3 separate regions of the Homo sapiens genome follow, and regions 1 and 2 are each linked to region 3. A link is a contact called in ENCODE Hi-C or POLR2A ChIA-PET data. All regions are on one chromosome and are shown on one strand. Each heading gives the region's core, a stretch centred on a gene start or an enhancer-like site at or near the end of the contact. The rest is flanking DNA. Distances are from core to core; before and after follow the strand shown. Region 1 holds the start of IP6K1 (inositol hexakisphosphate kinase 1). Region 2 holds the start of IFRD2 (interferon related developmental regulator 2). Region 3 holds the start of IP6K2 (inositol hexakisphosphate kinase 2).

Region 1 (3,913 bases), core at 138-2,637, 1.1 Mb before region 3:
GTAGCTGGGATTACAGGCACCTGCCATCACGTCCAGCTAATTTTTGTATTTTTAGTAGGGACAGGGTTTCACCATTTTGGCCAGGCTGGTCTCGAACCTCTGACCTCAAGTGATCCACCTTCTTTGGCCTCCCAAAGTGCTGGATTACAGGCATGAGCCACTGCGCCTAGCTAGGAGGACCTCCCCTTCTGAACCAGTTATGGTATCCCAGGGCCAGGAAGAAGCTGAAAGCCTTCTGTGGGAACAAAACAAAGCAAAACAAAAACGCTTCATGGGGCTTCCACCAAAGTTAGTGTTTTAAGGCACGCCTCAGGAACAGCAACTTGGAAGCAGGTTGTTCCAGGAAGTGGTTGTAGGCAGATTTTTCCTGAGTTCTTCCCCTGCTCTGAGGGCTCATTAAATCTTCCTCTGAGAAGCTCCACTTTTATCTTCATTTTACAGATGGGACAACCAAAGCTAAAGAGAGGCTAAGGCTCAAAAGTCAGAGTTAGCTAGTTGGGGCATTTGGGTGTGGGCCCAGGCCACGTAACTTCATCTGTTGTTCTAAGCCTGAAGCCAAGCCCAGAGTTAGGTGTTCTGTATGGGGAGCAAGGTGTGACCATCTTCCTGGGACCATTAGTCTGCTTGGGAGGCCGGTCATGACAGTCCAGGGCAAAAGATGCTGTCACAGGATCTCAAGACAAGATGCTCTAGGGAAGAGAAAAGGGAGTGCCCGCTGTGTGTCAGGACTTGTGCTAGGCTCTAAACCTCAGGCAGGAAAGCATGGGCAATGAGCCAGAGGCTGCTGTGGCAGCACAGACTGCGGTACCTCGAGGCTAGTAAGGGACAAAGCGTGGGAAGCTGGGATAGAGGCTCCTCACACTCTGAAACCAGCAGGAGGAGGTGCGAGACCCAGCACCTCCATTTCTAGAGGTGGCGTGACCTTGGCTCGGCCTCCCCTCTCTGAGCCTCAGTTTCCTCTCCAGAGTGAACTGGGGGCTGCACCCCCCTTCTCCCAGAGTGGGGGACAAAAAAACGAATAGCACACCGCTGAGATTCCCTGTGTGTGCGCAAGTGTATGACAAGACGCCGCCGGTACCGCACGAGGGCCAGGGACGCAGAGAGGCCAAGGGCGCTCCGGCCTCGTAGTAGCCAGCGAAAACTCCGCCGCCAGCCACTCCGGGAACGAAGCGCATGCGCCAACCCATGCCGTCACAGTCACGTGCCCCACGCTTTCGGCAGAGGCCCTGAGAGGCAGACTCTGACTGACACGTGAGCTGACCTGTCAGCAGGAAGCACTTCCCCTGGCGACGAGCAAAAAGACTGTTGATTGGGGATAGCACCCCCTCGGGGGCGGGTTCTTTGCAGTCCTGGTTACTATGACGCCCGGCCCCCGCCCCCTCGGCTAGCCGCCATCTTGTTGTTGATCCGTACCCAGTGGGCAGCGCCGGGAGCTGGACCAAGCGGCCGGTGAGAGGCCGCTGTAGCGGTGCTCAGCCACCTGTGCTGCCTGCCAGGGGGCGGGCCGAAACCTGGAGGCCCGGGGGGCCCAGCTCCCGTAGGGAGCCGTGGGCGCTCGGTGCCCGGGCCGGGCAGGTGAGTGACAGGAGCCGGGCCGATAGACCGGCCTGACGCCCGCGGGGAGGGCGGTGGCGGGCGCGGGGTTGGAGTGGGCGCGTGTGGGGTCGGGGCTCCGGTGGGGCCATCACTGGAACATCGCTCGAGCGTCCTGACCGGCCGCCCGCCGAGCCTCCCAGATGCTGGCACCGAAGCCGGGGGGACAGCCGGTGTGGAGGACGGAGAGCGCCAGTGCCTGAGGGTTGGCCGGCTAGTAGCGGGAAACCAGCTTCTCTGACCGAAGCTCTGGACTCCGCTGATCCGGAGCGCTAAAGTGTGTCCGGTGCCACCCTGATGCTCTCCTGGGAGTTATGTTGCTCCTGGCTGAGAAATAGACTTACCTCTTTCTTAGATAGCGTTCCTGCGAGTGATTTTCAGGACGCTGGATGCTAAGACTAGACGAAGCAAGCCAAAGCCCCCGCGAGCCAGGCAGGCCGGTGTCACGGCCCTATGATTATGGCAAGGGGGACCCTCTGCCTGGCTGCTGCTTCCTGAGACCCGTTCGGAACCTCACGTGTACCTCGAAGCTCACCGTTTTCCTCGCAAAGAACCTGGTTAAATGTCCATAATGGCTGAGTTTTATTTTGGAACATAATTTCTTTGGTTCTTCACCACCACTTTTTGGAGAGTGGTAATGTCTTCCTCTTTTTGCTTTAGGAGAAAGTGAGTATTATGGTGATGACTTGATTTTATCTCCTAAAGGGATGCTCGCCATAGGAGACAAAGGAAACGTAGGAGTGTCTTAGAATCGGAAAAAGAAACTTGTTTTTGTTGTGGATGATATGGAACTGGCAAATTAACTGTTTTTTTTCTTTTTTTTCTTTTGAGACAGAGTCTCTCGCTCTGTTGCCCAGGCCGGAGTGCAGTGGCGCGATCTCGGCTCACCACAGCCTCCACCTCCCGGGTTCAAGCGATTATCCTGCCTCAGCCTCCCGAGTAGGTAGGACTACAGACACGCGCCACCATGCCCGGCTAATTTTTGTATTTTTAATAGAGACGGGGTTTCACCATGTTGGCCAGGCTGGTCTCGAACTCCTGACCTCGTGATCCACCCCCCTTGGCCTCCCAAAGTGCTGGGGTTACAAGTGTGAGCCACTATGCCCGGCGCAAATTAACTTTTAACAGTACTAAAATTATCTTGCTCAGTGAAAACACCTTCAAGCCCCTTTCCTGTGAATTTGGGCAAGTTGGAGATCCTCAGTAGAGTGTGCAGGTCTAGGAAGAGTTCTCATTGCTCCAAAACACATTTCTCTTGACCTGTGGCCTCTTTGGTTCTTTGTACAGTCTTCTTGTATGTGGTCATAGAATATGCCTGCATGAGATGACTAAGAAGTCAAGCGACAATACTTTGTGCACTTTTTGTTTTGTTTTGTTTTGTTTTGTTTTTTTGAGATGGAGTCTTGCTCCGTTGCCAGGCTGGAGTACAGTGGTGCCATCTCGGCTCACTGCAACCTCTGACTCCCTGGTTCAAGCAATTTTCCTGCCTCAGCCTCCCGAGTAGCTGGGACTACAGGCACGTGCCACCACACCTGGCTAATTTTTGTATTTTTAGTAGAGACGGGGTTTCACTATGTTGGCCAGACTGGTCTCGAACTCCTGACCTCATGATCAACCCGCCTCCGCCTCCCAAATTGTTGGGATTACAGGCATGAGCCACCGCGCCAAGCCTACTTTTTTTTTTTTTTTCTGAGACGAAGTCTCGTTCTCTCACCCAGGCTGGAGTGCAATGGCACAATCTCAGCTGACTGCAACCTCTGCCTCCTGGGTTCAAGCAAGTCTCCTGCCCCAGCCTCCCAAGTAGCTGGGATTACAGGTGCGTGCCACCATGCCCGGCTAATTTCTGTATTTTTAGTAGAGACCTGGTTTCACCATGTTGTTCAGGCTGATCTCGAACTCCTGACCTCCTGATCCGCCTGCCTTGGCCTCCCAAAGTGCTGGGATTACAGGCGTGAGCCACTGTGCCTGGTCACGCGCCTAGCCTACTTTGTGCACTTCTATCAGGATCTTGTCACCTCTGAATGTATAATTTTGAAAGAGGCCAGGTGCGGTAGCTCATGTCTGTAATCCCAGCACTTTGGGAGGCTGAGGCGGGCGGATCACCTGAGGTCAGTAGTTAAGAGATTAGCCTATCCAAAATGGCAAAATCCCATGTCTACTAAAAATACAAAAATTAGCTGGGCGTGGTGGTGCATGGAGGCTGAGGCAGGAGAATCACCTGAACCCGGAAAGCGGAGGTTGCAGTGAGCTGAGATCGCGCCACTGCACTCCAGCCTGGGTGACAGAGTGAGACTCAGTCTCCAAAAATAAATAAATAAAT
Region 2 (3,585 bases), core at 367-2,866, 1.6 Mb before region 3:
ACAGGTGTGAGCCACTGTGCCCAGCCTAAAAAATTATTAGCCAGGTGTTATGCACCTGTAGTCCCAGCTGCTTGGGAGGCTGAGGTGGGAGGATTACTTGATCCCAGGAGTTCAAGGCTGCAGTGAGCTATGATCATGCCACTGCACTCCAGCCTGGATGACAGAGTAAAACCCCGCCTCTAAAACCAAACCAAACTAGAGAGTCCCTACTGTAGAGTTAGAATCAGATTGTGACAGTGAACCAGAAGAGTTTCTTGAATGTGGATGTGTGCCCACATGGATCTGGCCAGCCCAGCACTGGCTTAGCAGCTCTCTGCCTCCAGGATGACCTTGTGCAGTCCATTGGTGTGAGTGCAGCACTAGGGGCAGCCGGCGTGGTGCTCTGGGGGGACCTGAGCCTCTCCAGCTCTGAGGTGATCATTGCCCCTTTGAGCCTGCCATGTAGCACATGCTGGGGTCCCAGGGTGGGGGACGGCCATGTCAAGATTATAGAGCAGGCATATTGACACATATCTTCCCTTCTCCTCAGGAGGAGTGCTGGCATCTCCATGACTACCTGGTGGACACCTTGGGCCCCTATGTGATCAATGTGACCAGGGCAGCGATGGCCTGCAGTCACCAGCGGTGCCATGGCCACGGGCGCTGTGCCCGGCGAGATCCAGGACAGATGGAAGCCTTTCTACACCTGTGGCCAGACGGCAGCCTTGGAGATTGGAAGTCCTTCAGCTGCCACTGTTACTGGGGCTGGGCTGGCCCCACCTGCCAGGAGCCCAGGCCTGGGCCTAAAGAAGCAGTATAAAGCCAGGGCCCCTGCCACTGCCTCTTCTTTTCCCTGCTGCCACTTTTCCAGTCCTGGAACTACTCTGTCCCACTCTTGCTCTATTCAGTTTACAGTCAACCCTCCCAAGCACACACCCCGCTTCCCTTGGAATCCCTGAGGGGTAGAAGGGGCCAGAAAAAACGCTTATAAAACCAGAGGCCCTCTGAGATCATGTGAGTCCTCCATGGCAAGGAAGCAGTTCCAGGGAGAGTCAGGTTCCAGCTAGTTAGGGCTGCCAGCCTAGGGCTTTGTGCCTACACCTCACTAAGCCCATGGAGAGGTCACAGATGGGCCGTGCACGGGCAGATGGGCCCCAAAAAATCTTGGCGAAGGTCGGTAAAGTGCTAAGCTGTTGTCTGCACTCTTTCATCATAAAGTCACTTTTTTCCACTGCCTGAGGTTTGGCTGTTGCTCCTGTTATCCCAAGCTCTAAGCCCTTCCCATGGTCCCCAGACCCAGGCAGGGGTAGGTCTCGTCTGGAGTGTCCCGCTGCCAAGTGCCCTGAGAAGCCAGTCCTGCCTTGGTGCTCCACTGAGGGACGCTTCGGAGTTAACCACCGTGCACTTGTTCCCGACGCGGGGCTGGGGCGCGCGCAGGGCATTGTGGGTGCATAGTTCAGCCAGCGCGTCGTCGGCTGGTGGGCCCCAGGCGTGGACTACCATTCCCATGGTGCTCTACGCGCAGCTAGCCGCCGTCGCCTGCGCGCTCAGGCCTCTGGGATTAGTAGTTTTAGCCTCGTGGATGTGGGCCTGAATCGGATGGCCTGGAACTCGCCTTCCCGGCGACCTGTTTGGCAGGGCGGGGCGCCTCGCGAAGATGGTGGCGCGCGTGGCGTGTGGCTCCCGTCGTCTGGCCAAGTCTCAGCGCAGCGCACCGGCCGGCGTCTCGTTGGCCTGGAGCCCACACCCACCGGGTCCCTGACCCCGCGCCCCCCGCGCCCGGTTCCCGGCATGCCTCGCGCCCGTAAGGGCAACACGCTCCGGAAGGGTGGTCAGCGCCGTGGAGGAGGTGAGTGGGGTGGGGGGCGCGGGACAGCTGTATGAGCGGCGGGCGGGGGTCCTGCTGGATCCCCTTGGTTGTTCTCGAGGGCCCTGGGTGGGGAACCCCCTCGGCCAGCCCCACGCAGCTTCCCATAACTCTACCGAGGCTGGCACGTGCCCCAGCAGTCATTGGCCACGTGCGTGCCCAACTTGAGCTCGCTGCCCACTGCCTGTTGGGAGTCCGCGCTCCCAGCGGTGACCCGGCCAGCCCCTCCGGGCCTCAGTTGCCTGCTGGGTGGACAAACTCACCGGACAGGGCAGGAAGCCAGTCCTCTTGCCAAACCCTGATCCTTTCCTGGACTGGTCAAGGAAGTTGGCGGGAGTCCTGGCCTGCTCCGGTGAAGAGAGGGAGGGGGCTCTGTTGGGAAGCTACCTGGTTAGGGCCTTGGCAGCTTGGCAGGCCTGACTCCACAAGGTAGCTGAGTATCCTGGAGCCTGAGGCAGTCTTGGGACTCGCTTATCAGCTTAGACCAGGAGCCTATCTTAATGCGTTAAACACATATGTTTACTCTGCTGGGATGGGGTGCCTACCACGCACAAATTTATTTATTTTTATTCTTGAGGGGGAAGGGAGGAGGGCCGGGCACAGGAAGGAGGAAAATACCTAGGCACAACTTTAAACTGGTCACCACCATGGTGGGTTTTGGGTGGGGGACATCTAATAGGGTGTGGAACATGTTCACTGAGTGGTGTCAGCCCCAGACTTAGGACTCAGGGAGGCCTGGGGGGAAGTGCTTCTGGGTGAGTCCTGAGAGGATGGAGAAGAGAGCAAGTTGTACAAAGACCTGGCAGCTGGAGGGACCCCAGCGCAGTGGAGTGAATGAGGGAAGGCTGGGCTGCTCCGGCAGGTAGAATAGTAAGATAAAATGGGAGCAGGCTGGGCGTGGTGGCTCACACCTGTAATCCCAGCACTTTGGGAGGCCAAGGCAGGCAGATCACCTGAGGCCAGGAGTTCGAGACCAGCCTGACCAACATGGAGAAACCCTATCTACTAAAAATACAAAATTAGCTGGGTGTGGTGTCGTATGCCTGTAATCCCAGCTACTCGGGAGGCTGAGGCAGGAGAATCACTGGAACCCGGGAGGCAGAGGTCGCAGTGAGCCGAGATGGCGTCATTGCACTCCAGCCTGGGCAACAAGAGCAAAACTCTGTCTCAAAAAAAAAAAAAAAAAAAAAAGGTGGCGGGGAGCAGAGGCCAGTGCGCAGGCTGGACTTTGTCCTGCAGATGAGGGGTGTGAGTAGTTCTTAGAAGTAGGGCCAGCCTGGTGATCACACCCTGTCCAAAACTCTGCCACAGCAGCCAACCTTGCCAATGTCAGCCCTTGGCCCTGGACAGACCCCACACACAGGAGTGCACCAGCCCTACTGAACTGACCCTTGGCTTTGGTTTTTCATCTCTGAGAGGGACACCATTCTATCTTTTGGGATTATGAGGTCGAGTGAGGTACCCCCAGCCATCCCTCATCAGTAGAGGCAAGTTGAGTGTCCTATTCCACCTTCTCCAGGTGCCCGGAGCAGTGCCCAAGCTGACTCGGGTTCCAGTGACGATGAGGCAGCCAGTGAGGCCCGCAGCACCGCCAGTGAATGCCCCAGCCTTCTCAGCACCACTGCAGAGGACAGCCTTGGTGAGAGCGGGTGGAAGTTTGACAGGGGCTTGGTGAGGGCTCCATGGGCTGAGGACAAGAAGCGGTGCTGACCAGGTGGCCTTGCAGGGGGGGATGTCGT
Region 3 (3,947 bases), core at 165-2,664:
AAGAAGTGATTTCATTCTGGGTAGATGATGCTGATGGAGACAGCAGACCTTCCTGGTGCACTGAATATAGATGGGAAAGAGAGTAGTCAAGGGGTACTTTGAGGTGTTTGACTTGAGCAATAAGAAGGGCTGAGATGCTATCACTCAATTTGGGGAAAGTGGGGTGAAGTAGGTTTGGCGGATGAGCCAGTGTTAGGGTAGCACAAGTTGCGTTTGAGATGCCAGCAACTGGAAGTCAGAGTGCAGATGTCTAGTTGACAGTGGGACTAGTGAATCTGCCACTCAGGAAGGGTCTGGACTGGACAAACACTTTTAGGAGTGATTGACATGTAGGTGGCATTTGAAGTCATGAGCCTGGATAAGATTTTGGAAGAGTGAGTGTAGACAAAGAGAAAACACACAGATGAGAAACTGGTGAGACTGGAGGAAACCAGGAGGACATGGAGCCCTGGAAACCACATGCTAAGGTGAGAGGAGCTGCTCACAGAAGTCTCTCCTATCCACTGTTATAAGGTCAGGGATATTTATTTATTTTCCTTTTTTGTTCACTGCTGTATTTCCAATACCGAGTGTAAGTGCTTAATAAATACTTGTTGAATTAAAAAGTGTATGAGTGAATTTACACCTTTGCAAATGCCCAGTACACAGGGCTGCAACATTGTTCTCCTTTACAGAAAGAGCAGAGATCAGGTAGGAGGCTCTGCCCATTCTCAGTGGCACTAACCCTCTCCTTTGCCTTTCACAGCTATGCTGACATTCACTCAGGTGAGAGCCCTTCTGTCCAACACAGGCCCAAGACAAATGAGCCTCAGACAAGCCCTGTGGTGTGGTGCTTGGTGGGAGCTGGGTTGGGCACTGGGTCATCCACCAGTCCCCAGAAAACTCTATGGCCACTTCTCTGTCCACCCTTCCATATCTAATAATCTGTCTGTCTGTATCTATAACCATTTCTTTGTCCACCGTCTACAGGCACTCTTTTGTCCCTCTTTCCGTCTATTCACATCCAGTCTTCTGTCCATCTGCTAGAGTGACCAACTTCCCAGTTTGTAGTGGACTGTCTCTGTGTTAGCATTGAAATTCCTGCATCCTGCGAAATCGCTCACTACTGAACAAACCAAGACTGTTGGTCAATCCATCTGTTTCCCAGGTATCCTGCTGTCCATCGGCCCGCAGCTAGTCTATCCACCCAACCGCCCGTCAGACCTCCGGCCCACCCTCCCAGACGGAGGACAATGCTCCGCCCTCTCTGGCCCCGCCCCCAGTCACCGCCTTTTCCGGAAGCTGCTGCAGCGAATCCTGGCACCCTAGCAACAGCGCCTTTCAGGCTGTCCAGTCCGCGTGCGCAGCTCCTAGGACGAGCCAATAGTGAGGGGCACCGGGAGCGAGGTGCAGGGGGCGGGGCTCGGCCTGGCCGCAGCCATTTTGGTGCGAGAGAAACAATAGGACGGAAACGCCGAGGAACCCGGCTGAGGCGGCAGGTAAAGCTCGCGTCCTATGGCCCTAGTGCCCGAGGAGCTTTGAGGGAGATTTTTTCAGGCTACTGGGAAACGGGATCTCTGATCATTGGAGTCTCCCAGGTTATTTGGGAAAGACTTCTTCCGTGGTCATTGTGGGGGAAATCTCCCGGGGTCCCTGTGGATTCGATTTCCCTGGGTCATTTGGGAGGAGGGTTTTTCTTCTGATCATTGGGGGAGGGATTTCCGTGGTTTTGGGGGTCCAGCATCCTCCCCGGTCATTGGAGGGGGTCTCCCGGGTTTGGGGGAGGGCAGGATCTTTCCTGGTCATTGAGATCTCCCCGGGTCTTGGGAAGCGCAAGATCTACGGTGTCATTGAGGGGTCTCCCCAGGTCATTGGCGGCCACGATCTCCCCAGATATTTGGCGGGTGGAGGGGTCTTCCCGGATCTTTGGATAGGGAGTCAGCTCAGCGCCTCAGGTACTGTTACCTGGGGTCGGCAGATGTGCAGCCATTTTGAGTGTTGAATGCCATTTGGGCCCGTCAGATGGTGTTCGATGAGGGAATCTACACACTTAACCTTATTATAGAAAAAATGCCTTTAAATGGATAAGAGGACACCTTTATAGTGATATTTCCACTCTTTACGTTTGATTACAGACCGCTTTTGTCTTTTGCATCCTAATGGCTTATTTCATTTTAGGATTGTATTCGTTCTCATATATCAACTAAGCTACACTAGCAGAAAAGTGAGTGAAAATAAAATGTAGAAACCAGTAAAATCCAGTGCTCTTAAATACCAGGGAAAACAGAACTAGTCACTGCTTGGAATTAAACATTTCCGTAGCAGAATGTACACAGAACAAAAAATCATCTTGAATAGTTTTAAGAAAAAGTACTGGCACTTTGGAACGTGGTAACAAAAATGTTGTAGATCATCGGTTCTATGATATTTTTAATAGAGGACCATGATTACAGTAATTTTGTTGAATTCTAGTGTTTAAAATGTTTGCTGTATTTGCAGTTGTAGCCAGGTAATATTTTAAGTGAACTAAGATGCTTATTTATATAGGTTGTTGCTGTGGGGTTTGTATAATTGCATCGTGTAACTTGGGTGTTAAGTATTTAAAGAGAAGCTTCAGGGTGTTGTTTTAACTTTAGCCACTATCAGAGTTAGAAAGGGCCAAATGAATACTTTATCACATTTGACATAATAGGCAAATTGATGGCCTAGTAACTTTTTTTTTTTTTGAGAAAAAGTTAAACTGTTAACTGTCATTTAAAATTTTTTTTCTATTTTCTGTGGTCTTGTCTGACATTGTCATTTCGATAGATTTACCTGCTTTGTGACTTTAGAATTCACAGGCATTGTTAGAAATCAAATGGAGAATCACTTGAGCCCAGCAGTTCAAGATCAACCTGGGCAACATAGCAACACCCTGTCTCTACAAAAAAAAAAAAAAAAAGAGAGAGAGAGAAAGAAATGAAATGGATAAGAACACTGACTAGAGTTAATACAATTGTAGAAACTAGCTTTTTGTTTGTTTGGTTTGTTTTTTATGCAGGGCCTGGGTAGGGAGGGAGCAAGGCAGGGACCTGGGAGATCTAGAAATCAGTGTAACAGATATAATAGATTTCTTTTGTGTTTCAAAGCTTCCTAGGTGACAGACAGGTACACTGTATGCTAGCCCTGTATCTGTCTGAGCAGTGGAATGTGCCAGGAAAGAAGGAGCAACCACTGACTGATGAACCTTTGCCAGTCTCCCTTCCAAGAGGGATGCCAGAGCCTTCTGTAAGCTCCTGAGATGTCACTGGTATCTAGGCAACAGGGATGAGCCTGAACCTCCCTGAGGCCAGCTTACTGAGGTGAAAATTTTCCATTGTTTGGCTCATAAAGAGGATGCACTGGGGAAGAATTTTCCCTTTAAGTGAAGTTATTTCACCTAGTGGGATAATCTTGGGTAACAAATTGAACACACTCTTATACATTAGAAAGTAAGCAGATGATTATTCTCATGTTATTACATTTTAAAGCATGTTTTTGTTTTTTTAAATTATGTTTTTGCCTATTTGTGTACCATATAATAAAAGTAATAAGAAGTAGTTGTGTTTTACAGTATATTCTGGTGGCAAGGAAATGTCCTTCTCTCCAAAAATTGAGTTTAGAGCCCACTTCAGGATTTGGAGAAGTCAATTTGCCGAGATGATGCACAGTTGATTTGGGTCTGTCATCCATAACCAGCTTCAGTAGTTACTAATTCCTGGCCAATCTTGTTTCATCTACACTGTGCCTATCCCCATCACTGCCCTACTTTTTTTTTTTTTTTTTTTTTGAGACGGAGTCTCTCTCTGTCGCCCAGGCTGAAGTGCAGTGGTGCGATCTCGGCTCACTGCAAGCTCCGCCTTCCGGGTTCACGCCATTCTCCTGCCTCAGCCTGCCTCAGCCTCCGCGCCTGGCCTGCCCTACCTTTTAAAGAAAGAAAGGGCCAGGGC

The links. A loop is a pair of places that touch in the nucleus more often than their neighbours do. ChIA-PET counts read pairs that join two places held with the same protein, here RNA polymerase II (POLR2A). Pooled maps may share reads with other maps.
Region 1: a pooled map shows a loop between it and region 3 (17-fold over the local background). The contact joins the promoter of IP6K1 here to the promoter of IP6K2 in region 3. A Hi-C loop is called at or near these places in 6 of 50 pooled maps. POLR2A ChIA-PET finds 5 or more read pairs at or near these places in 2 of 52 experiments (activated CD4-positive, alpha-beta T cell and activated naive CD8-positive, alpha-beta T cell).
Region 2: a map of naive thymus-derived CD4-positive, alpha-beta T cell shows a loop between it and region 3 (7-fold over the local background). The contact joins the promoter of IFRD2 here to the promoter of IP6K2 in region 3. A Hi-C loop is called at or near these places in 1 of 168 maps with a recorded cell type or tissue (naive thymus-derived CD4-positive, alpha-beta T cell) and 6 of 50 pooled maps. POLR2A ChIA-PET finds 5 or more read pairs at or near these places in 1 of 52 experiments (endothelial cell of umbilical vein).

Annotation. Positions count from the first base shown.
Region 1 is chr3:49,784,016-49,787,928 of GRCh38, reverse strand. It overlaps IP6K1 (inositol hexakisphosphate kinase 1), which reads left to right and starts at 1,387. Exons shown (of 6, transcript NM_153273.4): 1 at 1,387-1,575. RefSeq lists silencers at 524-688, 1,424-1,773 and enhancers at 864-933, 1,020-1,709.
Region 2 is chr3:50,290,460-50,294,044 of GRCh38, reverse strand. It overlaps IFRD2 (interferon related developmental regulator 2), which reads left to right and starts at 1,616. Exons shown (of 12, transcript NM_006764.5): 1 at 1,616-1,828; 2 at 3,366-3,485; 3 at 3,573-3,585. The coding sequence starts at 1,771. HYAL3 (hyaluronidase 3) reads left to right here. Exons shown (of 4, transcript NM_003549.4): 3 at 324-413; 4 at 530-1,213. The coding sequence ends at 799. RefSeq lists enhancers at 182-737, 1,128-1,317 and a silencer at 1,698-1,907.
Region 3 is chr3:48,714,688-48,718,634 of GRCh38, reverse strand. IP6K2 (inositol hexakisphosphate kinase 2) reads left to right here and starts at 1,414. Exons shown (of 6, transcript NM_016291.4): 1 at 1,414-1,478.